2 separate regions of the Mus musculus genome follow, and region 1 is linked to region 2. A link is a loop called in an ENCODE intact Hi-C map of the cell type or tissue named here. Cell type or tissue: left cerebral cortex. All regions are shown on one strand. Links, peaks and the distances in the headings refer to the core of each region. The heading gives the core; the rest is flanking DNA.

Region 1 (16,546 bases), core at 3,953-11,952, 390 kb before region 2:
AAAAAGAAAGGATATGGGGAAAGTAAACATGTTTAGAAAAGTTCTTTGTCTATAAATCAGTTCAGTTTACAGGTTAGCAGCGGCAGCTCTATCCACTCTCAAACACTTCACAGATACACCAGCAGTCCAGTTCTGTAGAGTTGAGTTTGCAACAGCAGTGACACTACCTAGCAGACCAGCAGGGACCAGCAGGAACACCAGGAGAAGTTCTCAGCTGTGCCTCTCTCAGGGAAGCGTAGATCAGCAAAGACTTGAGACCCACAAACATTGCACAGCTAGTCGTACCAGCAAGCCAAGCTCTGTCTCTGTCACTGTCCATGGAGTCCTATTTATACCCTCCAAACATCACGTGTCCTCCATGTGCCTTGCCTCAGCACGTGCAGTTCAAGTCAGTGGAGTCCTGACAATGGATCTCAAATACGCAATGTAAGGTGGACCAATGCATGCGTGTTGTTAGCAAAGAATCCTCCATCACATGTCCTTTCACGTGTTTGCTTTAGTAGAACATCCTCTCTCCTGTGTCTGCTTTAGTGAAACATTCCTTCATGAGTTTGCCTTAGTCTTTCACCTGTATCTACTTCAGGAAAACATTCCTTCTTCATGTGTTTGTCCCAGCAAAACACCATTCAACACAACTGACTCTCCAAGGAACCCTTAAAGTTTCCACTTCAGTTGTATGTCAACTAAATCCCACTAAAGCTATTATTGTTTGAAAGAAACAATACTCTGAGATATTTACTGTTCAGCAACAAAGGCAAGTCACGGGACAACCAACACCGTGTGATTTCATTTGCATAAATAAAAAGGATGACATACATGTGAGTTTTAATAGTTTATAATCATTTATTCAGACACTGCCTTTGTAATTTTGCAAAGGCTTTTTATCACAAGGCAGCAATCTTTTTTTTTTGTACTGTTTAAGGAATTTTTATTAAAACAAGAATTTTATAATCCAAATTACGTTTCCTTGCTCAGTCATCAGTTCTGTTCCTTAAAACAGAGCTGATGACAATATCAATGGGACTGTTGCAGGATTTTCCCTGTCCAATCACATTAGGGCAGTGGCAGGCCTGTGACTGGACAGGAAAAGGGAGGCAGAGCTAGGAGTTGGGGAGACAGATTAGAGAGGTCTCAGAAGAGGAGAAGGGGGAGAAGTCAACATGGAGGCAAATGGACAGGAAGAAGATCCTCATCTCGCGTGGTTTTAAACAGACACAAGCAGCTAAGATTTTCACAAAGTTAGAATAATTGGGGTAAAGCTTTTATCACTATCAATTGGCTCTGAAATTATTGTATTGGCATCTTGTAAATTGTGATCTTATTGTTATATAAATCTGATTGGATAATTAAGCTTTAAGAGTCATATTTCTACTGGGTAATTAGGTGTTGAGATGGCTGATCATAGGGTGTGTGGGGCATTGCATGCAAGCAGAAGAACTCGAGGGCACCTGTCCAAGAGATGGCCAGTTGGAGCCCTGTGGTCCAGTTGGCAGGCAGCAGGAACAGGGGTTCTCTGACCCCATGGAGAGTTGGCAGGTTCAGTTTTTTAATATTTTCTGCAACTTGGGACAAGCAGACTTAAGAGGCAGATCAGCCAAATACAATGCAGAAACCTTAGTAAGACAAAGTGAGGAGAACTGTAATGTATGAGACAGCTGTAAAACTTTACTAATGGACACTCTGTATTCAGGAACTCTGTTTCTGACACATGATCATGTTTCAGTTATGTTTTCTAAAGAATTTGTTTTTCATGAATAGGTGCACGTATGTTTACTCTTAAGACATTTGTCACTTACTTCAATTTAAGGTATGGAAGAGTTTATAGAACATAGAGAACATATGGTGACTTTGTCAGGCTGGACAAGTCTTAGGAGGCTCCTTGCATCCTTCACTTTCCTTTTGTATCACTCAAGATAGGTGTGACGCATCTTTGTAGAAGAAATGTGAGATCAAGATACAGCATACGGGTAATTATTCTCAAGTATAAGCTCAAAAAAGAAACCAACCGTGTGACCAAATTCAGTATATAACTCTCAGGCACTGACTGGTATTATAAAAACATAAGCAAATATACAGGTTCTCTGAATGGCATTTAATGAGTGCAAACTGACTTATGGGCCTCCAACCTCAGCAGAGGAAGAACGTGCGCACAGAGCGTATGTACTCCAGTAAACTGACCACGTAGCGATTGTAAAGGAAGTCCCAAACTCGAAAGTTTTGAGAACACACAGACCATGTTCTGAAAGAACCACTGGTCACAAAAAGATGCAATGAGAAGGAAGCCATACTTGATGGAATCTTCTGGCTCTCACCGTAAAGGCATCTGGCCCCAGTCTAATCCTTAACTGTGGTAGTTAAGAGCTCTGGTGAGTTCACTCTAAGATGTATGAAAAACTCGAATGGTAAAATGGAACTTGTCCTATAAGATGCTAAAGTATGCAATAATGCTCTAGAATTCTTTAAAAATGGTGTCGGCTCAAGCACAGAACAATGGACGCAGAGACCTCAAACTGTAAACTGTGAAGATAAAAGGACAAATGGAAAACTCAGCACTATGATAGATCACATGAGGAAATCTCTCACAGTCTAGAAAAGACTGAAACAGTAGGCTCCAGACGCAGTGAAGGCCTTGCATGGGAAGTCAGTCCAAAGACGGAGGAAAACATTGCCTGATCTAACAATGCAAGTTCTCTCAAACAAGACCTGAAATCCCTAAGTCCCAAGGTAAACAGAGGTGGAATGGGAGTGGAGCAGCAGACTCTGGTTCTGAAGGAACGGCTTCCTGCTTTAAGAACACTTGTTGCTTTTGCAGAGAACTAGAATTTGGATCCCAGTGCCCACTAGGTGGCTCACAACAATCCTTAACTCCAGGAGATCCAACTCCCTCTCCTGACTCTGCGGGCACTGCACACACGGACATACAAGCAAAACACCTATACATGTGGGGGAAAAAAGGAAACTAAAAACATTTTTTAAAGGCTACAAACTTCTATTCAACAAAACAAAATCACCAAACTGATGGGCTGAAATGCTTATAGTTCCTCAACTTAACAAAGGCTTAGGAATTAAACTATATAAAGAATTCTGAAAATCAATAAGAAAACGCCAGTGATTCACTGTATTAGCAGTAAAGTATTTGAGTGATCGATAGGGAAACCCACAGTGATAGCAAATACATCAAGAAAGACATAAGCAAGACATAAGCAAGGAACTGGGAGACAGACAGAAGTGGGTCTGACATGGGTGCCAACACAGACTGATGCAGACCCTGTGGAACACAACCTGAATGCACATTATGAACTTGAACATGACTACATCCCATAAAACTCAGACATCACATCCAGGGGAGTAGATGATTGAAGGAAATTCCCATCCAGGACTATCAGGAGATGAGAAGACTGTTCATCCGTGTATGTCATGGATGTGGGCATTGGAAGCAAATTCAGATCTATCAGAGAATGAGTGCGTCAAATGTACTGAGTACCACAAAATGCCAGGAAGTTCTCCAGAAAGTAGACACTGAGATGGAGTTAGATTTTCTGGGGAGCTAAGACCTGGAAAACTAAAGATGTCTTAGTAATGTTTTCTATTCCTGCACCAACATCATGACTAAGAAGCAAGTTGGGGAGGAAAGGGTTTATTCTGCTTACACTTCCATGCTGCTGTTCATCACCAAAGGAAGTCAGGACTGGAACTCAAGCAGGTCAGAAAGCAGAAGCTGATGCAGAGGCCATGGAGGGATGTTACTTACTGGCTTTTCCCCTGGCTTGCTCAGCCTGCTCTCTTATAGAACGCAAGACTACCAGCCCTCCCCACTTCATCACTAATTGACAAAATGCCTTATAGCTGGATCTCATGGAAGCATTTCCTCACCTGGAGCTCCTTTCTCTGTGATAACTCCAGCTGTGTCAAGTTGACACAAAAGCAGTCAGTACAAAAGAGAAAAAACAACTTTGGCCTACGGACCCAGACTGTACCTGTAGCTGACTCTAACTATCAGGTCTCTGCCAGTGCCCAGAAGAGCTGGGGTTGGGGGTTGGGCAAAGATGGCCTGATGGGGAGGAAGCAGAAGGTAGAGAGGGGCCCCTGCTCCTTGGTCATGTCTAGGGCCATGTAGAAAACAGAAGTGCCTCATTCAAAAACCAAGACACACTGCAAAAAAGGACTAATAGAGAAAAGCATTCACTGAACACACACACACACACACCCCACTGTAAAATGCAAATTAAAACCATATCAAGATTCCAAGCACATCAATTAGAATAGTTGACTTAAAAGTGTAATAGTACGCTAAGAAAATGGCCCAGCAAATAAGAATACTTGGTGTGTGAGCATGGGGGCCTGAGTTCAGATCCTGGTGCCCACATAAAAAGCTTGTACAACCACTCTGGAAATCAGTCTGGCGGTTCCTCAGAAAATTGGACATAGTACTACCGGAGGATCCTGCAATACCTCTCCTGGGCATATATCCAGAAGATGTCCCAACCGGTAAGAAGGATACATGCTCCACTATGTTCATAGCAGCCTTATTTATAATAGCCAGAAGCTGGAAAGAACCCAAATGCCCCTCAACAGAGGAATGGATACAGAAAATGTGGTACATTTACACAATGGAGTACTACTCAGCTATTAAAAAGAATGAATTTATGAAATTCCTAGCCAAATGGATGGACCTGGAGGGCATCATCCTGAGTGAGGTAACACAATCACAAAGGAACTCACACAATATGTACTCACTGATAAGTGGATATTAGCCCAGAAACTTAGGATACCCAAGATATAAGATACAATTTGCTAAACGCTTGAAACTCAAGAAGAACAAAGACCAAAGTGTGGACACTTTGCCCCTTCTTAGAATTGGGAACAAAACACCCATGAAAGGAGTTACAGAGACAAAATTTGGAGCTGTGGCGAAAGGATGGACCATCTAAAGACTGCCATATCCGGGGATACATCCCATAATCAGCTTCCAAACGCTGACACCATTGTATACACTAGCAAAATTTTGCTGAAAGGACCCAGATATAGCTGTCTCTAGTGAGACTACGCCGGGGCCTAGCAAACACAGAAGTGGATGCTCACAGTCAGCTATTGGATGGATCACAGGGCCTCCAATGGAGGAGCTAGAGAAAGTATCCAAGGAGCTAAAGGGATCTGCAACCCTATAGGTGGAACAACATTATGAACTAACCAGTACCCCGGAGCTCTTGAGTCTAGCTGCATATGTATCAAAAGATGGCCTAGTCGGCCATCACTGGAAAGAGAGGCCCATTAGACACGCAAACTTTATATGCCCCAGTACAGGGGAACGCCAGGGCCAAAAAGTGGGAGTGGGTGGGTAGGGGAGTGGGGGGGAGGGTATGCGGGACTTTTGGTATAGCATTGGAAATGTAAATGAGGAAAATACCTAATAAAAAATATAAAAAAACAAAAGGAGGGCATGGCCACACGAATGCCTGAGGTCCCAGCACTGGAGAGGACAGACTAGTTAGAACAGATAGGAGGATTGTTGGGGTTCACTGGCTCTCAGGGAGAGACCCCATCTCAAAGAGTGACAGAGCAGGACACATGATGTCCTCTGTGGCCTCTGTGTATGAACGCACACACCCGCGCACACACACACAAACACATGCATACACCACACACATACACCACACACGTGAAACAATACTGATAGCATGAACTGAGGACAGGGATTCTGAGAAATGAGGTCTGTCGTATCTTGCTAGTATAAACAGAAAGAACCAGGAGGTTTCTCATAGACTAAATGTTTGCTTATCATGTGATCCTACAATCACATTTTGGTCATTTATGCCAGAGAAATAAAACTTATGTTTACACAAAAGCCTTATGACTAGAATTCTTAGCGGCTTTCCTCAGATAGCAGATGAGAAACACTTTGAGCAGGCTGAAGAAACAAAATTGCTACTTCTGGACAATAAGGAGCTGTGCGTAGGTGGATATCACCAAGTATACGCTCAGTAGTCAGAGAACACCCATGGGGACATCACTCAGACAGCACGCTCTCTCGGCGAGAGAACTACAGAGATGGATGGAGTCTGCTGGTTTGCAGGAGATGGACAGGGATATAAGTGAAGGAGCCACCAGAGTTCCTTCTCAGTAATGGAGCAGTTTAGTGTCTTGATTGAAGTGCCAGCAGGTGTGGGGCAGTTAAACAAATCTATGGGTGAGACAAAAATGCCTAAAACTGGAGCTGGAGACAGAGCAAGAGAGTGAGAGAGAGGGAGAGAGACAGAGGAAGACAGACAGAGAGAGAGAGGGAGAGAGAGAGACAGACAGAGAGACAGACAGAGAGAGGGGGACGAAGGGAGAGGGAGGGAGAAGAGGGGTGAAGTTGTCTGACTTCTGAAGTCTACACTAATATCTTTCTTCTGGTATTGACATTGAACCCAAGCTACACCCCACACCCATTGTGATAATTAATCTTATTGTCACCTTGACAGGATCTGGACTCCACTATGAGACAGACCTCCCTGGGTGGTCTATAGGGACATTTGCAGAAGGACTAGCTAAGGAGAGAAATCCTTCATTCATCATGGGTGCTGTATCCCAACCGGAAGAGACCCGGGGCAGAGCAATAGTGCCTTCACTGCTGTGTCTCTCTGCGGCCACTGTCCTTTACCCACACAGACTCCAGCTCTTCAACCTTCCAACACAGCCTGAAGACCAGCAACACTCCAGGAGTCTTCCAGACCTTCAGTCCCAGACAGGGACTACCAAAGGACCCCCCTTTGCCGCTGAGCAGGCATGCAGCCCAGCAGGCCAGAAGACGCCTGGAATCCCCACATTAGAGAGACTGAAGCAGGAGGATCCAGCAAGGTCAAGGACAGCCTAAGATATGTAGTGAGTAAGTTCCCAACACGCAGGGATATATAGCCAGACCCTATCTCTACAAAAGATAAATCCAAACAGCCCAGAAATTTCTACCTTGTTAAAAATAACAAAGACCATGTAGATAGAAAAATATGGTTAAAGCACTATTTTAAACATAAAGATTTACATCCATCTAATAAATACATATCAGATCTGGTTTATATACTTTATTAATTTGTGTGTGTGTGTGTGTGTGTGTGTGTGTGTGTGTGTGTGTGTGTGTGTGTTCTGAAGATCCAAACTCATATCTTCACAGTTGCATGCAAGCATTTTTTCCCAATAAACCACCTTCCCAGTCCCAGAAAGTTTTTAAATCCAAAACTTACATTAATATACAAATACATACCATATAACCATAAGCTATGCATCCAGATGCCATTTAGACATAAATTTCGGGTGGGTGATGTTTCTCAAGAAGGAAGTGAGCTTAGGCTGCTCCTGTCTATCCTGTCCTGTCCTGACCCTGACTCCACCTTGGCCGTTGTACAACTTCCCTGCACCAACGCTAACTGGACAGTAGATGGAGCCCGTGCGCCCAACTTCTGCAGCTCCTGCCAGAAGCAAAAGCCTCAAAACCGCTGAAAGTCCCAAGGCAAGTATCATTTTGCCCGGAATCTTCTTCTCTCGCCCCTTTGCCAGCAGTCCCCAGCCCTCTCACAGAACCAACCTGCCTCACACTGTACATTCATTGCTTCTTGGCTTTTTATTCCCTCCGTGTAATAATTCTGAGATTCGTACTTACTATTGTAAACATCGGCAGCCTGCATTTTTGTTGCCGAATAGCATCCCTGTGTTTGGATAGCACAGTTTTATTCATTCACTCATCTGCTGGAGCGTTCTTCCCACTTTTTGGAGTGTGTGAGGGAAAGTGCGTGCTCAGGTATGTGCAGTTGCACATCTGTGCATGAGCGTGTGGGTGAAGATCAGAGGACAACCTCAGGTGCTGTTCTCAGTAATCCTGTCTACCTCCCTTCAGATAAGATGTTGTACCGGACTGTCCTCCAAGTCCAACCAGAGCCATCTTCAGAAGTCCATCTTAGCATGTTCACCAAAGATCGACTGGGCTTGCTGACCTTTGCTCTTCCCTCATGAAAGGTGTAGATATGGAGGGTCACGGAACCCTCAACCTGAGAGTCTAACCACTTGCCCCCAACTAATTGGATGCAAATCATCACTAATTGCAGGTAGCCTCCGGTTCTGTGGGGGCGGGGATAGGTAATAGAGGTGAGGAAGGAGAGGGGCGGGGCTTCCATTTATGCAGCCAGGAGGAGGAGGAGTCATCCTGGCTGGGTGGAGACCTCCTCTCCTTCCTAACCCCTCACCCATTGTAAGTAAGCCAAGTAAGCTTATTTTCCCCTCCGCTCCCCTCCCCCATGAACTTTAGTGTTGGAACCTTTGGAGGAGAGGTAAGCATTGTTTAAGAGTTCCCCCAAGGGAAGGCAGTTTGGCAACACATTAGACAAGACAACCTAGAGAGCCGAGAGACTGTGGCTGCCTCCCGAGCACTAAGGTTACAGCAAGCCTGACATGTTTACATGGGTTATGGAGATTGAATTTAAAAGTCCCTGAGCTTGCAAAGAGAACTCTTTTCCTCACTAAGCTACCTCCCCAGGCCTCTGCACTTTTTAAACTTTTATTACTAAAGCTGCTGTGAACGTTTGTGTGTGAGTCTGCGCTGAACGTTTCATCTTCTCCCCAGGAGACGCTTAGAAGTGGGAGGAGTGTGGCCGGCCCATGCTCACTGCGGCTGTTATGAGGAGCTTTTCAATTAACACCACTAATCATGCAAAGTAATTGGGGTTTGCTGTGATGTCTCCGTGAGGCATGGATTTGATGGATTTCCCACCTCACCCTGGTGCTTAAGTTGCATTACTGAGCAGAAACAAACCTAAGACACAGTCCAGTGTGCATCTTGAATAATAACAGTTTTTAGTTTAAGTTCAATGCAATATTCAGGGCATTTTTACCCTAGAAAAGTATTTGTTCTTTATCTGAAATTTATACTTAACTGTCCATCCTGCATTTTTTTTCCCCTCTGGCAATTATATTTTTATTGCTCCAACAAAATAAAGTTTGATTGCACCTGAATCTACATATTTATTTATTAATGTAGGTCTGTAATGATAATTGTATTCTTATTTTTATTTTTATTTATGTGTTTATATGTGTGCTTGTTTTATGTGCACCATGTGTGTGCAGTACCCAAGGAGGCCAGAAGAGGGCATCAGATCTCCTGTAAGCACAGGAAGTTCTGAGCTACCTAATGTGGGTGCTAGGAATTGAACTCGGGTCCTCTGCAAAAACAGAAGTGCTTTTAACATATCCAACCCATGCAATAATAATTTCAAACAATACAGACAAGTATGGGAATACTCTTGTTGCCATAGTTCACCAACTTGGTGAACATATAAGCCAGTGTACTGGACACTGTCCAGAGAAGCCCAAGAAACTCCTTCTCCTGGTGGCCTTCAGGAAAACAAGAGAAAAAACAAAAACAAAACACAGAGACCAAAAGCACACACCTACTTTCAAAGAACGTGCTTTTCCAGTAAGAATGCAGAAGGATATCACAGGCATGTTATTAGAGATCAAAAGCAATGGTAGTAGTATCTTGAATGCTTTGAAACTGACGGATCACTCAGAGCCTAGTACACAGCAGGACTATCCTGGGGGAAGTGTAAGCTTTGAATCAAGCACTGAGCAGAAGCAGCTCACTGTGAGAAACCAGAGGGCCAAGATGGAAGACAAGAGAGCGAAAGACCTGTCTGAGTTAGTGAGGAGGCCGCCTGGCCACAGCCAGCAGACCAGTGGGCTACTGTGACTCATGCCCCAACATGAGACGTGGGGTTCCATTGTGTAGGCAGGGGATGGAGAGCCATGGTAGGGTCTTGGGCGTGGACAGCTTCTCAGTTTGGGTATGTTTCAGTAGAGAGGCAAGGCAATAGGTAAGTGAGCGAGGGGAGAGGTTGTTGGCATAAAGATCCTGCCTCCTGGGCAGATACAGGCACAAGCAGGCACCATCTAACTGGAAGTGCCCTGCATTGCCCTGACAGTGACTTGCACACTCACTCTGCAAAGGACTGGGCTCATCTGGGAACACTACCAACCTCTCTTGGTTGGCATCCTGTCCACAGAGAGTCTGAGTCCTTACTGTCCTATTTAAATGGTTATCCCCATGCAAGAAGGTATCCCCCAACTTGATTTCCTTTTACTGACTTCCCACTTCATTCTTGGAGGAAGGGCAGACAAGAGCCTGGTCAAACAGAGGAGATGATTCGGTAGAAGTTGGGAGATTCAAAAGGAGGCCCATTGCGACCTTACAGGAAGTGCTCTGGTTCTCCCAGTGAACGGCATCTATGGTAGCCTTTCTCACTGTTTCCCCACCCAGACCTCACACTTTTCTGCTGGCCTGACTAAATCCAATACAACCATCTGCCTCTGTCTCTTAATGGCTGCATAATGTAGCATCCCACTGTGTGAACCATCTAATTTAGCCCCTCTCTCTCTCTCTCTCTCTCTCTCTCTCTCTCTCCCTCTCTCTCTCTGTCTCTTGATAGAAGGGAAGGCTTTTGTAGCAATGTACAAACAGAATTTCAGGGCACACCTTTTGGAGCACACACTCAGATGCACACAGCTCTTTCTTCACCAGCCTCAACCAAGCTCATGACTGCTGAGTTGGAGGTTTCGCACTTTTAAGTCACCTTCCTGTCACACGGCCAGCCGAGTTCCTGTGGCCACTGTGGAGACGGGGACATGACAGCAGTAGCTGGACTTTCTTTCATTGTCTTCCACTCAGCAGATGGAGTCTCATTGGCATGAGGCTGTTTGCTGTGTCCTCCAAGTCAAAGCACAAAACCCCACATTCCACGGAAAGCCCCATTGGCTGTGTAATTTATCTTGGTCACCTGAGGTAATTTATCTTGGTCACCTTGTCCTTGTTAAGCCTGCCTCAGCCTCCGTTCCACCATAACAGTCCACAGTGTTTTGTCATTGGTGCTGGTGATGGGTATTTGTTTTGGTTTAGTTTTGGAGTTATGGGACAAGGTCTCTTCATGTACCCCAGGCTGGTCTGGGACTTGGGATTCTCCTGCCTCAGCTTCTGAAACCTGAAACTCCACACTTAGGCCATCACACTCAGTCCTTCACACAATATTGTGGCAGAGAGAGAGAGAGAGAGAGAGAGAGAGAGAGAGAGAGAGAGAGGAAGGAAGGAAGGAAGGAAGGAAGGAAGGAAGGAAGAAAGGAAGAAAGGAAGAAAGGAAGAAAGGAAGAAAGAAAAAAGAAAAAAGAAAGGAGGGAGGGAAGGAGGGAGGGAGGGGGAAGGAGAAGACAGACTTGAAATTTTTTTAATTTCTTTCTCCCTTTGCTGTTGCCTAAGGGCTGCTGTGACCCAAGCTGGAGTAGCCTCCCCTCACCACTTCTCCCACCCTGGACCTCGCAAGAAGCCCCTTCAGTGAAGCCCTCACACTTGATGCAGGCTGGTGCCTTTCTGCTCATCAGACTAAATCCGATATAACAATCTACCTCCATCTTTTAATAGCTGCACAGTGTCCCACCCCACTGTGTGAGCCTGCCATCATTATCCTCTCCTCTTTAATGGGGGATGGTTTATAGCCTTCCAACTTCTATCTCCAAAGAGCCAATCTAGCCCTAAGTCTAGGACCTGGCTACTCAGCTTTGTTCTATGCCTTGCCTTTATGACAAATAGTCCTGGCTGTCCCACAGTGCCCTGTTCCTGCATAATGTATTGTCTGTAGCAACATCGAAGCCATGGCTTCCTACTTAGCTGACTTACCAGAGTATGTTTTAGAAATGTGTCACATGCTCTTTCTGCTTCCGATACTTGATTATTATTTTCTCCTCTTCCTCCTCCTCCTCCCCCTCCCTCCTCTTCCTTATTTTCCTCCTCCTCCTCCCCTCCTTCTCCTCCTCTTCCTTATTTTCCTCCTCCTCCTCCTCCCCTCCTCCTCCTCCTCTTCCTTACCTTCCTCCTCCTCCTCCTCATCATCATCATCTTACAAATCTCCCTAGGCCAGCCCATTTCTGACTTTTAACACCTTCAAGGGAGTTAAAGCTTGACTATACTTCACATCTCTGCTTAATTGCTGCTAAAAGGCTTGTTTTGTTCTGGAGATGGGGTAGGGGTATATGAACTGTTTCCAATTTGTCTTTCCCTTTTGCCTTCATATTCCTAGTTGTGCCCTGCTAATTGGCACCAAGTCCACTTTCTAACTCCACTTCCTAGGACAGAAGTTCCCCTTGGTCTTTTCCCCTGTAAAGTTCCCACTCCCATCCCTACCCTGCCACACTCGCCCAATGCACATTTAACTCCTTAGGTTCTAGGGAACCTTCCTTGCTCAAGGGGAAGGCAGTGGAGCTGGCCTGAGAGACTCAATGTGTCACATCTGGGCATCAGAAAAGGTCACTGGGAATTCACCGGCCCTGTGGCCAGTGAATTGATTTTCATTTGAGACCCTTCTGAGAAGGAGGAAGAGCATGGCAATGATGTCGTGCAAAGCCCTGGCATGCTGACTTGTTGTCACAGGGCCGGTGGCCTGGAGGCATTGCAACACCAGGCTCATGGACAGGCAGAGCAAGTCCCATGACTACGTGGGGCTTCCCTGTCACTCTGGGGTCAGCAATACTGAGTAAGAGAGTAGATTTTAAACCATCTTCCTATTTTATTGGAAGAGCATGCTTAAACTTGCAGGGCTGGATTTTGCCATTAACATTTATTAACATAATTATGTTCTAGAAAGGGTATAAAATGATTTACAAAAATGCAGCATGGCCTGGTGGCACAACAAACACATTTAATCTCAACCCTTGGGAGGCAGAGGCAGGAGGATCTGTGAGTTCAAGGCCAGCCTGGTCTATATAGTGGGTTCCAGGACAGCCAGGGCTACATAGTGAGACCCTGCTTCAAACTTCATCGCAGTGAGATACAGATTTAGATCAATGGACGGGAAGATGGGGGAGGGAAAAGAAAGACAAGAAGCATGACAGGAAGCTGAAGCTGAAGATGATACCTCAAAATGTGCTCTGTGTGGGCTTCCTGTTTGCTGCTAGCAGTATCAGAGTTGGGCCCAGGTTTCTGTTTCTTTTCATTTTTATCTATGTGTATAAGTTGAGGGAGGTATGTGAACATCTGACTACAGGAGAATTCATGAAGCTGGAATTGAGGTCATTGTGAGCTGCCCAACGTGAATGCTGGACACGGATTCTCTGGAAAAAAAGAAGTTCGTGTTCTTTTTTTTTTTTTTTTTTTTTTTTTTTTGGCAGGGGGTAGTAATCCAAATTTATTAGAATAATAGAAAAAGAAAACCTGTCTTTTGGTTTGAGAACATTTGGCTCTGAAGTGAGTTCCACACTACTGCCAAGTGACTCTTCTGTGCCTCAGTTCTTGAATATATAAAATGGGGATACTGTTGGCCTGGCAGTCTTGACCTGATGAAAAGGGGATGTTAGGCAAAGGAGAAAGTCTGTGGAGTTAGTTGTCCCAGGCGATATCCTTCTTTTTCTTTCCTCTTTTCTTTTTCATTTCGTTTTTTTCTTATATCCAGATAATGGATGTTTGATAAGTCTTGGTTTCACATGTTTTTGCTTGAAGAATATTTTTTTCTTTTTTTTTTAATTAGGTATTCTCCTCGTCTACATTTTCAATGCTATCCCAAAGGTCCCCCATACCCACCCCCCCAATCCCCTACTCACCCACTGCCCCTTTTTGGCCCTGGCGTTCCCCTGTACTGGGGCATATAAAGTTTGCAAGTCCAATGGGCCTCTCTTCGCAGTGATGACCGACTAGGCCATCTTTTGATACATATGCAGCTAAAGACAAGAGCTCCCGGGTACTGGTTAGTTCATATTGTTGTTCCACCTATAGGGTTGCAGTTCCCTTTAGCTCCTTGGGTAATTTCTCTAGCTCCTCCATTAGGGGCTGTGCCCATCCAATAGCTGACTGTGATCATCCACTTCTGTGTTTGCTAGGCCCCGGAATAGTCTCACAAGAGAGAGCTATATCTGGGTCCTTTCAGCAAAATCTTGCTAGTGTATGCAATGGTGTCAGCATTTGGAAGCTGATTATGGGATGGATCCCTGCATATGGCAATCACTAGATGGTCCATCCTTTCGTCACAGCTCCAAATTTTGTCTCTGTAACTCCTTCTATGGGTGTTTTGTTCCCATTTCTAAGAAAGGGTAAAGTGTCCACACTTTGGTCTTCGTTCTTCTTGAATTTCATGCGTTTGGCAAGTTGTATCTTATATCTTGGGTATCCTAAGTTTCTGGGCTAATATCCACTTATCAGTGAGTACATATTGTGCGAGTTCCTTTGTGATTGGGTTACTTCACTCAGTATGATACCCTCCAGGTCCATCCATTTGCCTAGGAATTTCATAAATTCATTTTTTAATAGCTGAGTAGTATTCCATTGTGTAAATGTACCACATTTTCTGTATCCATTCCTCTGTTGAGGGGCATCTGGGTTCTTTCCAGCTTCTGGCTATTATAAACAAGGCTGCTATGAACATAGTGGAGCATGTGTCCTTCTTACCGGTTGGGACATCTTCTGGATATATGCCCAAGAGAGGTATTGCGGGATCCTCCGGTAGTACTATGTCCAATTTTCTGAGGAACCACCAGACTGATTTCCAGAGTGGTTGTACAAGCTTGCAATCCCACCAACAATGGAGGAGTGTTCTCCTTTCTCCACATCCTCACCAGCATCTGCTGTCACCTGAGTTTTTGATCTTAGCCATTCTGACTGGAGTGAAGTGGAATCTCAGTGTTGTTTTGATTTGCATTTCCCTGATGATTAAAGATGTTGAACATTTTTTCAGGTGCTTCTCTGCCATTAGGTATTCCTCAGGTGAGAATTCTTTGTTCAGCTCTGAGCCCCATTTTTTAATGGGGTTATTTGATTTTCTGGTGTCCACCTTCTTGAGTTCTTTATATATATTGAATATTAGTCCCCTATTTGATTTGGGATAGGTAAAGATCCTTTCCCAATCTGTTGGTGGTCTTTTTGTCTTATTGACGGTGTCTTTTGCTTTGCAGAAGCTTTGCAATTTTATGAGGTCCCATTTATCGATTCTTGATCTTACAGCACAAGCCATTGCTGTTCTATTCAGGAATTTTTCCCCTGTACCCATATCTTCAAGGCTTTTCCCTACTTTCTCCTCTATAAGTTTCAGTGTCTCTGGTTTTATGTGGAGTTCCTTAATCCACTTAGATTTGACCTTAGTACAAGGAGATAGAAATGGATCAATTCGAATTCTTCTACATGATAACCGCCAGTTGTGCCAGCACCATTTGTTGAAAATGCTGTCTTTTTTCCACTGGATGGTTATAGCTCCCTTGTCAAAGATCAAGTGACCATAGGTGTGTGGATTCATCTCTGGGTCTTCAATTCTGTTCCATTGGTCTACTTGTCTGTCACTATACCAGTACCATGCAGTTTTGATCACAATTGCTCTGTAGTACAGTTTTAGGTCCAACAGGGTGATTCCACCAGAGGTTCTTTTATCCTTGAGAAGAGTTTTTGCTATCCTCAGGTTTTTGTTATTCCAGATGAATCTGCCGATTGCCCTTTCTAATTCGTTGAAGAATTGAGTTGGAATTTTGATGGGGATTGCATTGAATCTGTAGATTGCTTTTGGCAAGATGGCCATTTTTACAATGTTGATCCTGCCAATCCATGAGCATGGGAGATCTTTCTATCTTCTGAGATCTCCTGGATGGTTCAATATACGGAAATCCATCAATGTAATCCAGTATATAAACAAACACAAAGACAAAAACCACATGATCGTCTCGTTAGATGCTGAGAAAGCATTTGACAAAATCCAACATCCATTCATGATAAAAGTCTTGGAAAGATCAGGAATTCAAGGCCCATACCTAAACATGATGAAAGCAATCTACAGCAAACCAATAGCCAACATCAAAGTAAATGGTGAGAAGCTGGAAGCAATCCCACTAAAACCAGGGACTAGACAAGGCTGCCCACTTTCTCCCTACCTATTCAACATTGTAGTTGAAGTCCTAGCCAGAGCAATTAGACAACAAAAGGAGATCAAGGGGATACAAATTGGAAAGGAAGAAGTCAAAATATCACTTTTTGCAGATGATATGATAGTATATATAAGTGACCCTAAAAATTCCACCAGAGAACTCCTAAGCCTGATAAACAGCTTCAATAAAGTAGCTGGATATAAAATTAACTCAAACAAGTCAATGGCCTTTCTGTACACAAAGGATAAACAGGCTGAGAAAGAAATTAGGGAAACAACACCCTTCTCAATAGTCACAAATAATATAAAATACCTTGGCGTGACTCTAACTAAGGAAGTGAAAGATCTGTGTGATAAGAACTTCAAGTCTCTAAAGAAGTCCGTGTTCTTAACCACAAATCCTTCTCACAAAACCCCTTGTCTATTCTATTTCAGACAAGGTCTTGAGACGAAGTATAGCCCAGGATGACCTCTGACGTGCCATCCATAGACTCCCGAGGGCTGTGACTACAGACGTGCACCAGCATGTCCAGCTGATTGCCCTGGGGTCTGCAGCAGTGGCTTCCCGGGCCTCTGTCATACAATCTCCTCTAACACACACACAGGCAGAGACTTCAGGCCACAGTGCCCGTCAGCAATCA
Region 2 (16,546 bases), core at 2,739-10,738:
AGATGAAAGAAGAATAAACTTTTACATTGAAAATATAGAACATTGCTTAGGAAAATAAAAGAATTGAATAAATGGATATATATACACACACATATACAGGTATGTATATGTATACATATGTATATGTATATACATATATGTACTGTGTTCAACGATCAGAAGCCTTTAGTTAAAGTGCAAATTTTCCCACTTAGATGTGTAGATTCAGCATAATTCTGATAACAATTCTTGGATGGATGAGTGTATGCCTATGTGTGACAAGTGATTTTCATTTTCTTGGAACTCAAAATAAACAATCTCAGGAAAAAAATTATGTTGGAGTATGCCTTAGATTACCTGTATTCAAGACTTTTAAAGCCTCAGAGCTCAGAACAGTTTAAAGTAAGCAGAGTTCAACATCACAAAACAAATAATCAAGAAGTAGATTTCTACATATGTGGCCCATCCATCCTTGGCAATGCTGCAAAGATAATTCATTACGTAAATGACAGTGCTTTCAAGAAATGCTGATGGAAAAATTGGACACACATATAAAAAATGTGAACCTAGAGTCACATTTTACATCGTATAAAAATTAACTGCACAACTACTATACATCTGTGTAGCATGTATATATATATATACACATACATATATATACATATATGATATATAACATTATGCATATATTTAGAAAGAAAATACAGGAAAGAAACATTTGTAGACTAGTCAGCCAGGGATTTGTTAAAAACAATACAAATGTAAGATCTATAAGGCAAAAGCCAATTAATTAGATTCCATCAAAATAACTTAAGCCCAAACCTGCCAAACCTGATGACTTGACTTTTATTCTTGGAACCTACCTGGTAGAAGACAAGAACCAATTTTCAAAAATTGTTCTCTCACTTTGACCTGTATGCAATGGCATTGTGTAAGAGGGGCCTTACAGTGTCTGTTCATTTCCCTCCCTGCCCCCCAAAAATTTTGTAAAAAAAAAATAGGTACTGTGTGTGTGTGTGTGTGTGTGTGTATGTGATGGGAATTTAATCCAGCCTCACAAACTGGTTACACTTCCAGCCCCTGAGCTTTCTCTCTTTTAAATACTTTTGCTAGAGGATGAAAAGATAGTCATAAACTGTGTAAAATGTTTACAAGTCTAAAGGAGCTACATTCACAGTATACACACACACACACACACACACACACACACACACACACACACACACATAATCAAAAGCTAATGATAAGAAAACAATCCTAACAATGGGGGATATGGATCCTGAACGGCCAACTCCTGTGACCAGGCAAGACTACCAATGGAAGTTTTGGGACACCAACCCAAGCACAAAACCTTAGACCCATAATTTGTTCTATCTACAGGATGTGCAGGAGTGGGGGATGAAGTAGAATTCGACGGATGGGCCTACAGATGACTGACCAGGATGTGAAGTGAATAAATAACTCAGTCAATTAAAAAAATGGACATCCTGAAGGATGCCTGTAGTCTCAGCAGCTGGAGCTGAAGACTGGAGGATCAGAAGTTCAAGGCCATCCTTGGTTACTTAGTGAGCCGGAAGCAAGTTGGAGCTACACAAGACCCTATCTTTTTAAAAAGGTGTGGTGGCACATGCCTTTACTTCCAGTACTCTGAGAAGCAGGGGCAGATGTATCTCCATGATTTTGAGTCCAACCAGATCTACATAGCAAGTTCAAGGCTGATTTAACTACATAGTGAAACCCTGTCTCAAAAACAAACAAAAGAATCCAGTTTAAAAAAAATCTAAAAATGTTTGAATAGAGATACTTAAGTACCTAAGAAGATATATGAAGACGAATAGAAAATAAACATACAACAACAACAACAACAACAACACAAAGATACCCAATGTTTTTATTTGGTAGATAAATAAATGCAAACAACCTCAAGGAAGTCCCTCCACTATATACAAAATATTTAAAATTAAAAACAGTGATCATATTAAGTGATGGTGAAGCTATGGAACAACCAGTTATTACTTTTTAATTTTTATTAGGTTTTAAAGATTTATTTTTATTTAATATGTATCAGAGTTTTGCCTGCATTTATGTCTGTGCAACACTTGTGCCTGAGGCAGTCAGAGAGGCTGTTGGATTCCCTGGAACTGGAGTAGACCTTTGTGAGCTGCCAAATGGGTGGGTTCTGGGAACAAAACCTAGGACCTCTGGAAGACCAGACATTACTTTTAACTACTGAGGCATTTCTTCAGCCTTGCAACTAGAATATATAAACTTTGATGGTGGTAATATAAATTAGAGTAGCTTCTTTGTTAAATAGTCTGGCAACTTCTTGTACACTCTTCTACCATTTAACCATCCACTAGGGGACATTAGCCCAAAAGAAATGAAAGGGTATGTCCACGGAAAGAATTGAAGGCCATAACAGCTTTATTTGAGAGAAGTCTAAAGTCAAAACAACCCTTCTACCCAGAAATGTAGAAAACCTGTTAGGCATCCACAGTGGACTAGTACCTGGGAAGTTACAAGCTGTTGATATATAGAAGAAAACAGGTGGAATTATCTTAAGATACCCATGCCATTTGAAAGAAGGCAAATAAAATGGTCTTTATGTGTGATTCTGTCAACAGTTTTAGAAAAAAAAAAAAAAAGAATTAACGTTCAGTTACAAGAAACAGAAAGGTACATAAGGAGGGCCAGTTAATGTAAACAACATGAAGAAACTTTTGAGGTTGATGGAAATGTTTTATTATGGGGATGACTTCAGTGATGTATAAAAATATTAAAATACTTTACACTTTAATATCTGTAGTCTATGCAAATTATACTTTAAGCTTTAGAAATTAAATGGAGGGCTCCTTGGTAGTGATCTTTCGTGAGGCCTTGGTTTTAATTCATTCCTTTGCAAAACAAAAGAACTAGATAGAGATGGTTTTTAGCTGTGCAATGTTTCCTCCAAGTGTAATAACTTGCCTATAACCCTATCCCATCCCAGTCCCCACCGATCCCTGCTGTCCCCTGCAATGTTTGATGTGGATGCGAAGTTTGGGGAGAAATATGTGTAAAGCTATTGATCTATAAAATGATATTGTCACTTATTACGGTATTCTTTTCTTTGGGAAAAGAATATCCAGTTTGTCCCAATTTTGGCTTTTAAAAAAAAAAAAGTTTAAATCTCGAGGTACAAATTAGGAAGACCCACGCAACTTCATGTCACGGTCTTACATCACTGGCGGGGTGTGGGGCGCCCTCCTATAAACTGACTGCACACAGGGCCAGGCTGCTGCTTTCGGGAGCAGAGCGGAGCGCGTGCGTGGACCGTGGGCGGCCTGGCTGCGCTCGAGGCCTTGAGGCCGGCCACCCACGTGACCAGGGCTGCGCTCCCTCCGCTATAGCGCAGCAGCACCTCGCGCATGCGCAGGCGCAGTGCGTGCCCTGAGGCGTGGAAGCTCGGCGGTAAGCGGCGCCAAGGGCTGGCCTGAGGGCTGGAGGGCTGAGGGTGGAGCGCCTGGTATGTGGGGCCAGCGGCTCTTTGCTGGGACGGCTGTGGCGCAAAGTGTAAGGTCAGTGGTAGTCTTTGGTGGCGAGGGCGACAGGGGCCGCTCCCAGGGTGTTCTTGTCCACGCTGCTGGCGTTTTAGGTCTGGGCTGAGGCCTACTTCCGGCGAGCTCGAAGGCGCCGCAGCTTCTCGGTGAGCTGCCCGCAGACCCACTGTGTGGACAAATCTTGGTGAGCTGCCCGCAGACCCACTGTGTGGACAAATCTCGGTGAGCTGCCCGCAGACCCACTGTGTGGACGACTTTCTTCCCCTCTGGCGACGTCTGTGGTTTTAGCCTTCCAGGCCCCCCAGAAAGCCAGCATCTTTACCTCACCTTGGCCCATTTCAAGGCGAGATTTGAATTCGCCGTCGTGCCCTCCACCTCTGCTTAAAGTCACTACAGTTCCTTGGCAAGTCTTTTAACAACGATTTAAAATAAGGCTAGAAAACCAGTTTCTTAAAACAAGTGGCAGGATTTCCAAAGTAAACTTTTAATTTTTTCTGTGCCCGTGACAGTGGTAACACATGTCTTAATCCTACTCCATTCGGGAGGCAGAGGCAGGCAGATCTTTGAGTTTGAGGCCAGCCTGGTCTACAGAGAGAGTTCAGGACAGCTACTGAGAAACCTGTCTTCAAAAAACCGAAAACAACCAAGAACCAACCAACCAACCAAGCAAACAATAGTGTTTTCCAGAGAAATATTCTTTCTCACTAAAAGACTCCATTTTTTAAAAAAAATTTTTTTCCATTTTTTATTAGGTATTTAGCTCGTTTACATTTCCAATGCTATCCCAAAAGTCCCCCATACCCACCCACCCCCACTCCCCTACCCACCCACTCCCCCTTTTTGGTCCTGGCGTTCCCCTGTACTGGGGCATATAAAGTTTGCAAGTCCAATGGGCCTCTCTTTGCAGTGATGGCCGACTAGGCCATCTTTTGATACATATGCAGCTAGAGACAAGAGCTCCGGGGTACTGCTTAGTTCATATTGTTGTTTCCATTTTTTTTTTTTAAAACAGCTTCTCCACAGCTGAATTTTAAAACTACTTTTTAAAGGATCCCAGATTTGAAGATGATTCAGTGATGTTATTTGAAAAAAAATTAAGCTAGACAAAATTTGCAAGTTTTAAATTCCTATAAATAAGCTCCATTATTTGCTGTGATGAGTTAATTACTCTTTTCATAGTTGAGAGCATTTGAAACCTTGATGTAGATTAGATGTTCTTGGATGATCTAAAAGCTCTCAAAAAATGAGTCTCAAACCATGGCATGTACCCTACGTTTTAAGGGCAGTTTTGTGAAAAATTGTTTTTCCCCTATTTATTGGAATGTGTAGAATTACCTTAAAGTTGAAGGACAAACCAATGCTCTAACCACACCCCCCAGCTTTGGAGGGTGGAGAGTGCGCCTATTTTGAGAATGAAATAAAATCAGTTGGAATTGAACAGTGAAGTAGATTACATATTTTATCATTTTAATTTATGAGTAGAAAGTGATTCCTGGATTTTTGAGAATCAAATCGTAAAGTAGTAGACACTTCTTTTGAAGTACTTTTTTTATGTAATAAACATGATTTTTGAAGTAATAGGCAAATTTGATATATTTCAGTTTTTAATTCTAGGGCATTTTAAAAAACAAAATAGCCAATAGCCACTCCCAGGCTAGCCACTCTCAGGCATTTTATTATTTATTTATTTTTTTATTTTATTGTGGAATTTTCTTGTTTGAGAGGTTTTTTTTTTTGTTGTTTTTTTTTTTTGTTTTTGTTTTTGTTTTTGTTGTTGTTAATATGGGTTTAGAGAGATGGCTCAGCAGTTAAGAGCATTGTTGATTTTCTAGAGGACTGGGTTCAATTCCTTTCCTCCATGTTGGCATTTGGGACTTGGGACAGCTTAGTTTTGTTAAACATTGAACTTTAGTTCTCTGGAAGCATCAACACAGCAGTTTACATGGCTGTAACTTTAGTCCCAGTGGATCTGAAGCCCACTTTTGTCCCCCTTCTGGCCTCAACATGCATTGCATGTACACAGATGTGCATTCAGGCAAGACACATACAACACACACACACACACACACACACACACACACACACACACACTGCATGTTGTTTCAAAATATTGATTTATATAAGTGATCAAAATCTGTTTGAGTTATCTTACTTGTAAATCTGTAAAGATTTGGCTAAAGATAATGATAGGGACAGAGATAATGTGTTTTGCCATTGAAAACTATAATATTTTCAGAACAAATACAAGAAACAGTCATGAGAAAACAGGAAGTTTTTAGTATAGAGTTTGAGTTTTGATAACCATCTTAGGGCAAATACTTTGAACATATGTGGTTTAGATTTTTTTCACTGTTAATGGATATAAAAACCTAATTCAAGGTATTGAATTGTTAGTTTTCCAGGACTTGTCCAAATGGATGAAGATACACATTACAATAAAGGTACTGGCATTAAATATTATTTGGGGGTATAATAACTAAATGATACTGATTAACTTCTAATTTGTTTTGCATTGTGATTTTATTTTAGTTGAAGATGTTGTTGGAAGTCATGTAGAAGATGCAGTAACATTTTGGGCCCAGGTAAATATAATATTGGTTGTTTTTTCTTTTCTACCTTCCTCTTATCAACTCAAGTGTTTTCCAACAAAAATAAAAATCTAATAATAAATGTGATTTTTGTTTTCATTCCCAGTACCTAATCTTGATTAAATCATATAACACAAGACATAATTACAAGACAGTTGATTGCAACATGCAGTTTTCCTATGTTGAAAAAAATGCTTACAATTGAATTAAACAAGAAAATTATCAAGATTGGAACTTCAGAGTCATGTTCAATGGGGTCAGAAAGCCACATGCTGTTGTATTTTTAAAGCTATAGCTCCACCTAGGGGTCTTTGTAAGATTGTTTCCTGAAAATTTAGGCTAAACACTTTTTAAAAAAATTACTTAACATCCAAAAAAACAACAAAAGCAGATCTTAGCTTTCTGGCCTGTGTGTGTCAGAAAGCTAAGTTCTGTCCTCTTTTTGTGCCTTTAACACATTCACAATACTTTCCTCATTTTTATTAGTTCTTTGAGGATTTTATTCAAAGTATTGTGGACATAGCCACCTCACACCCTTCTTCCCCTCAAAATAAAGTTTTGCTCTTGATCCTGTCGTGGACCAGTGTAGCATATGTGGGATCATAGTCCCTGCTGACACTGAAGGAATTGTAGGTAGCACCTTTCCAAGTTGGCCTACCTGTAAGTCACACGCAGGAATTTTGTGTTTTCCCGACTTTCTTGGTATACAAGTGAATAGTTCTGTTGATGGAGGTTTGGGGCAGTATAGTTTTAAAAACAACATTAATTACATTTAACTTATTAATTAGTTAAATACACCATATCTTTATAAAATAATCTTTTAGCATACTTCTGTTTTACATTTTTATTTTTTATTCTTTTATCATTTCATACAGTATATTCTGATTCTTTTATTCCCACTCCCAACTCCTAAATCCTCACCCACCTCCCTACCCACACAACTTCATGTTCCTTAAAACAAAATGAAAACCCATGGTGTTGAGTTTGTGTTGACTGAACCTGAGGCCTGATCCACAGTGTGATTGATGTATCCAGGATCCCTCCATTAAGGAATACTGATTTTCTCTTTCCCAGAAGCTATCAATTTTGAGTAGCTTCTTTGCTAGGGGTACCCACTTCCCCTTTTCCATGCTGGGGTTTGGGACAGCATTGTTTTGTTAGAAGTTATGTTGTGTGGAAGCTCAGATAATATGTCAAACATTGGACCATTTTGGATACACTTACACCATTTCAAAGAAACTTCTTGAAAGTTTCTAGCATATCAGGTGGTAGTAGATTGTAAAGGGAGTAAAGATAGGGAGAGGAAAAGCTTCTGTACTCTAGCCGCTGGCAGGTGACAAAGAAAACCCAGGTTTTGTTTGTTTGTTTGTTTAGTGATCTGCATTTTATTGTAAGATAAGTATATAATTCTGAAATCTGGAGAACTAATAAAGTGTGTCTTATTTCAATGATAGACTGCAAATCAGGAAAGTATATTCAGTTTTAAATACAAAGTAAGCAGGGTGTGATGGCACACCCCTTTTATCCCAGCATCTGGGAGGCAGAGGCAGGTGGATCTCCAAGGACAGCCAGGTCTACACAGATGTTTTCTCAACAAAACAAAACAGCATAACAGTATTAAACACCAAAGTTCTTGGGTTTCAGATGTTAAGAAGTGAATCTATAATGTACTGTTACTGATGAATTTTTGATTCTGCAAACTATACATGATGGGGGTAGGGAGAGGAAATTGTATTTAACTACACTTCCCATGGCTTGGAAACTCCTTTATAATGAAGTTAAGTGTACAGTGTATAAAGTAGAAGTTATATAAAGAGCTATAGAAGACTATGATTAAGAGTTCTTAAAACTACAGAAATATCGGCAGAATTTATGGTAAATTATATACTTACACACAAACTTTTTATTTTTAAAAATTATATGCATGTGTGTTTTGCTTGTGTTTATGTCTGTGTACAACTTCCGTACCTGGTGTCCATGGAGTTCAGAAGAGGGAATTGGATTCTCTGAAACTGGATTTATAGACAGTTGTGAGTTGCCCTGTTGGTGCTGGGAATTGAACCTGGTTCCTTTGGAAGAACAACCAGAACTCTTAACAGCTGATCCATTTCTCCAGTTGTACATACACTTTTTAAATGGTGCTCACATGTTGTAGATCTATGTGGGTCTGTATTCTATATTATTTAGCACATGTGCCACTTAGTGGTACCCCGCACTGAATGACAAATTATATATTTAAGGTTTTTATATAGGAACTATATGTGTACTAACTTAATACTTCCTAGGTTAGTGCTGTTACTGTAGAAATACAATGTGAATCCTATAAGTAATTATAGCTAGTTTTAGCAGCCACATTGGTGCAAGCAAAAGCAACAGGTAAAATAATTTTAATACATATATTTATTTAACTTAATATATCCAAAATACTGTTTCAAAATCTTATCAGCAAACTGTGCCTGGTAATTCCAGCTACTTGTGAGGCTGAAGCAAGAGGACCTTGAGTTTGCACCTGTCTTGAACACTTAGTCAGACCCTGTTCAATAAACAAGGACTGGGGATGTGGTTTAGTTATACAGTACTTGCCGAATGGAAAGGGGTTCCATTTCCAATGATAGAAGAAAGTGCATGCATGCAGTTGGTATAAAATATGAATAAGGCATTATTTATTTATTTAGGTTTTTAAAGGTTCTTTGTGTAGCTATGGCTGTCCTAGAACTCTGTAGACCAGACAGGTCTTAAACTCACAGCAATACACACTACAAAAAGTTAGAAAACATTCCTTAGATGAATGCAATAAAAAGATTAAAACTACTGTTGCTATTCCTATATATCTAATGCCTATCCCAAGATGCAAATCATAAAATCTTTTTGAGATGAGGTTGAGATGAGAGCAGAGACACATAAGTAGAGATTTGGAAATACAGAGGCAAATCAGGGTGAAGATCTATTGTTTGCTTCCTCAGCCTGATTTCTGCCACTTAAAAGAGAATACTACCAATTGAATGGTCTTGAGCAAGTTATTATTTACTTTTTTATTTATACTGTACCTTTTATTCATACTGTGTGTTCTCAAACACTTCCAACCTTTATAATCTGATAGATTAAAATTGTTATATCCTATATGCTCATGAAAACTGCCACTACTAATAACAACAATATTACTGAATATGTGCACTAGTAGAAATATTACCTAAGTAGCTTATTTAACTTTTTGGCTCCTCATCTATACTTTGGAGGTAAGTTATATTGTCATTGCTAAGTTGAGGACTAAATAAATGAAGTTTCAAAAAGTTGTAAAAACTTGCTCAAGGCCATTCAGTTGATAGTAATGGAACTGGAATGAAGTTTTGGTAATCTTCACAAATCTTAATGTATAATAATTATCTTATACTGCATTTATAGAAAAAAAATGTTCATTGCAGTATAATTTTAATAAATATAAACCATAAACCATTGAATATCAATTGCTAAATGAATGTAAAACCAGTCATGATACACCCAGACAATAGAATTGTAGGAAATTATTGTAAAGAAATCAGAATCCTTTTCTAAAAGAGCAGATCTCCAAGTTAAAACAACAGTACACACATCTAATCTCTAGCATAGTTCGCAAGGAACTACAAGCACTAGTGTTTATATGTAGGGAAAAATTGGGGGAACAGAAGGGTAGAAAGAATTATTAGTCATATTGTAAAATCCTTGGTACTGCTTGGATTTTGTATTACTTATCTATTTGGTATTTGTTTAATAACACACACAAACCCTAAAATTTAAGTAAATTACTGAGTAAAAAAAGATATTTTCTTTAACTAATATTAATTATTGCAACTCATAATGTTGTTTCTCAAGTCTTCATATACTTTATTATTCATCTGTTCAAGCAGCAGATGCTGTTGTATCACTATGTGCTAGGCACTGGAGCATGTACGGGAAATGAAAGATTAGTATAAGGTACACACCATATCTCTGAAGATCTTACCTTCTAAGCATATAAAACAAGTTATTCAGTAAATAATTAGCATTTCCAATGATGTTCAACAAGAGGGGACTAAAAGATGATAGAATTTAAGCTTGAAAGTGTCCTCAACAACAACTTGCTGGAATATATGAATTTTTACAAATTAACATAAAGGATGAGTAGAATTATGACAGAAGAAAGTGAGAGAAAAAAGGCAGAGGTGTACTTCAGTCACACGTAAGACTGACCATGTGTGAAAGCCCTGAAGCAAGAAGGAACACAACCAATTTGGGAAATGAAGGAAGTGTAATATGACTGTAGCCTACAGAGGGAAAGCAAAAACAGTGATCTGAGACTAAAGTTAGTGTATTTTGAGAGCAGTGCAAACTCATGAGTGGTTTAGGATAAACGAAGACATAGTAATATTTGAGTTAAGATGCTTACTAATATTGTGAACAGTGGACTGGAGAGGAGCAAAAAAAAATACTTAAGGATTGTCAGTATTTTTAGTCAGATGAATGGCAACTAAAGGAATCTTAAGTATTTTGCCTTCACCTCTTTCTTTTCTTCTTCCCTTTACTTCATTTTTTCCTTCTTTCACTCCCTCCATCCCCTCTCCCCTTCTCCCCCATCCCTCTCTACTCCCTCCTCTTTTTTTTTTTTTTGTACTGGGGATTGAACCCAGGGCTTCATGTATTCTAGATAAATATGTTCTACCAACAGTGTTATTACCACAACTCCTAGTTCTTTTTTGTATGATGACAGCGACATTCATCATGATCTCTTGGAACTGTTCTTTGAGAGGTTTTCTATCACTAGACATTATAGCCTCATTGAATATTTTTTCTTGGGTTTCTATAAAGCTTGATGTGTGTGTGTATATATATTTGATTTTATTTGTGTTCTTGAGGCAGCATGTCATCTCAGAGCCCAGCTGGCCTCCAACTCAAGGTACTCCTGCATTCCCTACTTCTCAAGTGCTGGGGTTACAGGTGTACAGCTTCACTCCCAACTTATATTTAATTTCTTCTAATTTGAAGAACTTTATTCACAGTAAAATTACAGAATCAGTTCAAAGGCTTCTTGTGTACTTCTCACCCAGCTTCTGTTAATGTTACCTCTTGTAGTAACCATAGCACAGCGGGGTAAAAGCCAGAAAATTAATATTGGCACATGGTTGCCAATTGAACTATATATAGCCATTATTTCAAATTTTACCAGTTTTTTTTTTTTATGTTCCAGGATCCACTAAAATTACCCATTGTATTTTTAAGAGGCCTCTAACCTTTGCTACTTTATCAAATTTCTTGACTTTGAATGTTTTGGATGAGTCCCAGTTGTTTTTATAAAGTATCCGTTTAATGGGTTTGTTTGATGATTTCTCATAAATTGGCTAGAATGTCCAAAAATGATGTTGTGTCCAGTGTGCATTGTATTGGGCTTCCTGGTGTCATTGAATATGTTAACTTTAATCTACTTTGTTGAGATGTTCATTTCTTAAAAATATAATAAATATTTTTATTTTTTAAAAGATTTATTTATTTATTTATTTTATTTTACAGCTACACTGTAGCTGTCTTAAGATATGCCAGAAGAGGATATCAGATCTTATTAGAGATGGTTGTGAGCCACCATGTAGTTGCTGGGAATTGAATTTAGGACCTCTGGAAGAACAGTCAGTGCTCTTAACCACTGAGCCATCTCTCTAGCCCCTAATATTTTTCTTTTGTAATTATAAATGTTTTAGAGAAAGACACATGGGATTGACTAGTCTTGTTTTTCCTAACTTTTCACTGAAAATTTTTATCTTTTCTTGGTATTGTACTGGTCTAGTGATGGCCTTTCAGCCTTCTTTATTCCTACTACATCTATTGATTGTCTTTCTGTAAGGAAGAGTCATTTCTTTTCTGTGACTAGTGTGACTAGTGGATAAGCCACAGGTTGTAAGTCTTTTGCTGTTGTCATTTACTTTTGCTGTTTGAATTCTTCATTTCTGGCCAGTGGAGCAGAAGTTGGCCAAAGAACATAGGTTGGTTCCATGTCTCCTAGACATGTCTTAGTCTTTCTTTGAGCACTTGCTTATTTTCTGTCACTACAATTACCCAGTTTGTTTCTGAGGAACCTGCTTAGTATGATTTAATAATATTTGGTACTTTATTTGAATTCTATCTAAGCTTAGTGTCATTTTTTTTATAAGAACTCATTTGAATTATGAAGAAAATGGTAGCACAATAATATGATCCAGCCAGGTGTGGTTTATGCCTTTAATCCCAGCACTCCGGAGGCAGAGACAGGAGGATTTCTGAGTTCAAGGCCAGCCTGGTCTACAAAGTGAGTTCCAGGACAGCCAGGGCTACACAGAGAAACCCTGTCTCGAAAAAACAAAAACAAAAACAAAAACAAACCAAAAAAAACAAAACAAAACACAAAAACAATCCAATTCCCAGTACTTTAAAGTTTCTTAAATATTAGGCTTAGTAGAACCCTTAATTATATATGATATCTTCAGAAAATAATTTATTGAATCTCATATTTTTTCTGTTTTATTCTTAGAATGTCAGTAAAAATAAGGATATTATGAAGATTGGTTGTTCACTCTCAGAAGTTTGTCCTCTTGCTAATTCAGTTTTTGGCAATCTTGATCCTAAGAAGGTGAGCGTTATTCCTGGAAATAATCATTCATCGTACATGTCAGCTTTTCCAGATTTTAGAATCTAGATTTTGGAATTTGGGGCCTATTTGAATAGAAAAGACAGATTTTGTATAAACTACATAGTAAATTTTTTGAAATTTATTAATTAAAAATAACTTATGGACAGAAATTCTGATATAAACTATAATATGACTTTTGATTAAGCATGGGGCCTAGTACATCTTAGGTGAGTACTAACAGATCTACATCTTCAGCCCTCTAAATTGTTATGAGTCTTTTGTCTTCTGTATGTGTGGCTAATACTTGCTTCTGTTCTGTGGCTAACTTAATTACCTTTTGAATATCATTTGAAATCTGATACATATTGCTATCTTCCTTTTTGATATGTGATTTCTCTTTCCTGCTTTAACTCTTCATCTACAGAGAGATGGGAGATAGGGAAGGAAGGCAGAGTGGGAGAATGAATGAAAAAAAAAAGCGAAAGGCAAGGAAAGACACGACTGCTCCTAGGGATGGTGGAGGAGAGAGTTTATTATAGACATATGGGAGAGCATGTCCAGAGTGGGCATGGCCAGACTGAGCTGGGCCTTGTGGGGAGAGGAAGGAGACGGGGACCAGGTATAGCAGCTAGGAGTCCAAAGGTACAAAAGGCAGGTGATCAAAATGTCTAGATTATATAGCAAAGAGCCCTTTGGGGGAAGGGTAGCAAAGGCCTGGGCTAGAGAATTGGGGTAGAGGACAGGAGAATTGGGGTAGAGGGCAGGGTATGCTAGCCATACCCTGTTACAGGTAGGGACTGTGAGATGCTGGGAGAACCTGGAGGACAAATAGGCACCTCAGCTACTTGTCCTGGGTTTGAAACTTAACAAAGAGGAGAGAGATGAAGAGAGGAAGAGGAGAGTGGGGGGAAGGCAGAGGGAGAGGTTGAGAGAGAGGGATAGATAGATAGATAGATTGATTGATTTTGGTTGATTGCCTGTTCTTGTAGAGGCCAGAGACTGTTTGTCCTTCTTGATTGTTTTCCATTTTAGTTTTTCTTTTCTTTTTTCTTTTTTTTTTTTTGAGTCAGGATCTGTCATTAAAGCAGGAGGCTCAATTATTTTGGCTAAGCTTGCTTTCTTCCTTTTTAAAAATTATTTATTTATTTATTTTGGTTTTATGATGGCTGAGTATTGCCCTCTCCCAGAAGACAAGAAGGGGTACTTTTTCTTCTTCTTCTTCTTCTTCTTCTTCTTCTTCTTCTTCTTCTTCTTCTTCTTCTTCTTCTTCTTCTTCTTCTTCTTCTTCTTCTTCTTCTTCTTCTTCCTTCTTCCTTCTTCTTCTTCTTCTTCTTCTTCTTCTTCTTCTTCTTCTTCTTCTTCTTCTTCTTCTTCTTCTTCTTCTTCTTCTTCCTTCTTCTTCTTCCTTCTTCTTCTTCCTCCTCCTCCTCCTCCTCCTCCTCCTCCTCCTTCTTCTTCTTCTTCCTTCTTTTTTCTTCTTCTTCCTTCTTCTTCTTCTTCCTTCTTCTTCTTCCTTCTTCTTCTTCCTTCTTCTTCTTCCTCCTCCTCCTCCTCCTCCTTCTTCTTCTTCTTCTTCTTCTTCTTCTTCTTCTTCTTCTTCTTCTTCTTCTTCTTCTTCAACACTTTATCTACCTTTTTGAGAGGTAGCCTAGTATAATGGACTCTGGAGTCAGAAGTTTGAATCTTGGTTCTGCTGAAGACTAGGCTATGACATTGGATACGTAACGGTATAAACAAAGTACCTGCTTCACAGGTGTGTTAGGAGAAGTAGATAAGTTATTGTATATAAAGTATTTATTAACATAAAATAGCACATGATGCTAACTTATATCCTGACCTACTTAGTATGCTTTTTTATCATAGTGACAATTTTTTTCTTTTACAGATTTATGGTGGATTGTTTTCTGAAGATAAGTGCTGGTACAGATGCAAAGTGCTAAAAACTATCAGCGATGATAAGGCAGGAAATATGTATTCATCCTTTGGGCTTAAATGTTTATTTTGGTCACAACACTTTTTAAAAGTGTAGTTTTTAATTTGTTTACAAATATTTATTTTTGTGTATATGTATATATATATGTGTGTGTGTGTATACACACACACTCACATACACACATTCACACATACAAATAGTACATAGCATATGTGAGGCCTGAGGGAGGTGGTTCTTCCTAACCAGCATCTGGAATTGAACTGGAATTGAACTCAGGTCCTCAGCCATAGCAGCAAACATCCTTACCTACTAAGCTATTGCTTCTGAAACTTGATGCCTATTGAGTCTATTAGTGTTAATTAATAGTGATGTCTAGTTTAATAAACTTAACACTTATGAAAGTATTTTTTTACTGGTGAATATGAAGATAAACTAATTTAAAACTAGATAAGATTCAAAAATATTCTTCAGAATTCAAGTTTCTGTACAATCATCAGGCTGTCTAAAAATAGATATATTTCATAATGTATGTATGTGGTAAATATTTTTCTTGGAAAACTTAGTGGGAAATTTCATGATTTCTCTGGTTGGTATGGTTTTAAAATATGATTTACTAGTGCTACAATGTTTTATCTTTGTGAAATTGACTTTTCTAATATAAAATTTCCATAATTTGACAATTGAAGAATATATTTACACTTGTCATTTGGATTAATTTTAAGATTTTAAATTAAGGCTTGAGATGATTGATTTTATAATATACTTTTAGAAAAAATTTTTTCTTTTTCTTTTTTTTCTTTTTTAATATTTTTTATTAGGTATTTTCCTCATTTACATTTCCAATGCTATCCCAAAAGTCCCCCATACCCTCCCCCTACCCCACTCCCTACTCACCCACTCCCACTTTTTGGCCCTGGCGTTCCCCTGTACTGGGGCATATAAAGTTTGCATGACCAATGGGCCTCTCTTTCCAGTGATGGCCGACTAGGCCATCTTTTGATACATATGCAGCTAGAGACATGAGCTCTGGGGTACTGGTTAGTTCATATTGTTGTTCCACCTATAGGGTTGCAGATCCCTTTAGCTCCTTGGGTGCTTTCTCTAGCTCCTCCATTGGGGGCCGTGTGATCCATCCAATAGCTGACTGTGATCATCCACTTCTGTGTTTGCTAGGCCCCGGCATAGTCTCACAAGAGACAGCTATATCAGGGTCCTTTCAGCAAAATCTTGCTAGTGTATGCAATAGTGTCAGTGTTTGGAAGCTGATTATGGGATGGATCCCTGGTAGAAAAATTTTAAAACTTAAAAAAAGTGTGTCTGAGAGTTCTCTCTGCTCTTATGTACCATGTGTATGGTGTGTATACCGTGCATATGTAGTGTCCATGCGTATGTAGTGTCCATGCGTATGTAGTGTCCATGCGTATGTAGTGTCCATGCGTATGTAGTGTTCATGCGTATGTAGTGTCCATGCGTATGTAGTGTCCATGTGTATGGTGTGTATACCATGCGTATGTAGTGTCCATGCGTATGTAGTGTCCATGCGTATGTAGTGTCCATGCGTATGTAGTGTCCATGCGTATGTAGTGTCCATGCGTATGTAGTGTCCATGCGTATGTAGTGTCCATGCGTATGTAGTGTCCATGCGTATGTAGTGTCCATGTGTATGGTGTGTATACCATGCGTATGTAGTGTCCATGGAAGCCAGAAGAAGGTGTTGGAGCTGGAGTTACAGATGGTTGTGAGCTGCCATGTGGATGTTGGGAACTGATCCTGGGTCTTCCGGAAGAGCAGCCAGTGCGTTTAGATGCTGGGCTCTCTATATAACTCCTGGAAAAAAAAAACTGAACACATAGACACAGGGCCGGAAGTAAGGGTAAATTTGGTCAGCCTCAAGGTC

The links. Hi-C counts contacts between places; a loop is a spot of excess contacts. Peaks named below come from ENCODE experiments on the same cell type or tissue, not always from the same donor. Only the 100,000 strongest peaks of a DNase experiment are listed, where the experiment ranks them.
Region 1: a loop joins it to region 2, with 8 times the contacts of the local background. A loop is called at or near these places in 3 of 42 quality-filtered maps.

The regions. Positions count from the first base shown.
Region 1 is chr6:49,000,758-49,017,303 of GRCm38, forward strand. No RefSeq gene overlaps it. Among named protein-coding and RNA genes, the nearest start is that of 4930563H07Rik, 9.4 kb to the left of the region's middle. In left cerebral cortex, for the core only: CTCF peaks have their summits at 7,422 (motif pointing right) and 9,106 (motif pointing right); a DNase peak (open chromatin) is centred at 7,430; H3K4me3 peaks cover 412 bases; H3K27ac peaks cover 245 bases.
Region 2 is chr6:49,392,149-49,408,694 of GRCm38, forward strand. It overlaps Stk31 (serine threonine kinase 31), which reads left to right and starts at 3,456. Exons shown (of 24, transcript NM_029916.2): 1 at 3,456-3,536; 2 at 5,913-5,959; 3 at 6,048-6,100; 4 at 12,618-12,716; 5 at 14,602-14,676. The coding sequence starts at 3,487. In left cerebral cortex, for the core only: CTCF peaks have their summits at 5,505 and 6,404 (motif pointing left); DNase peaks (open chromatin) are centred at 3,350 and 6,434.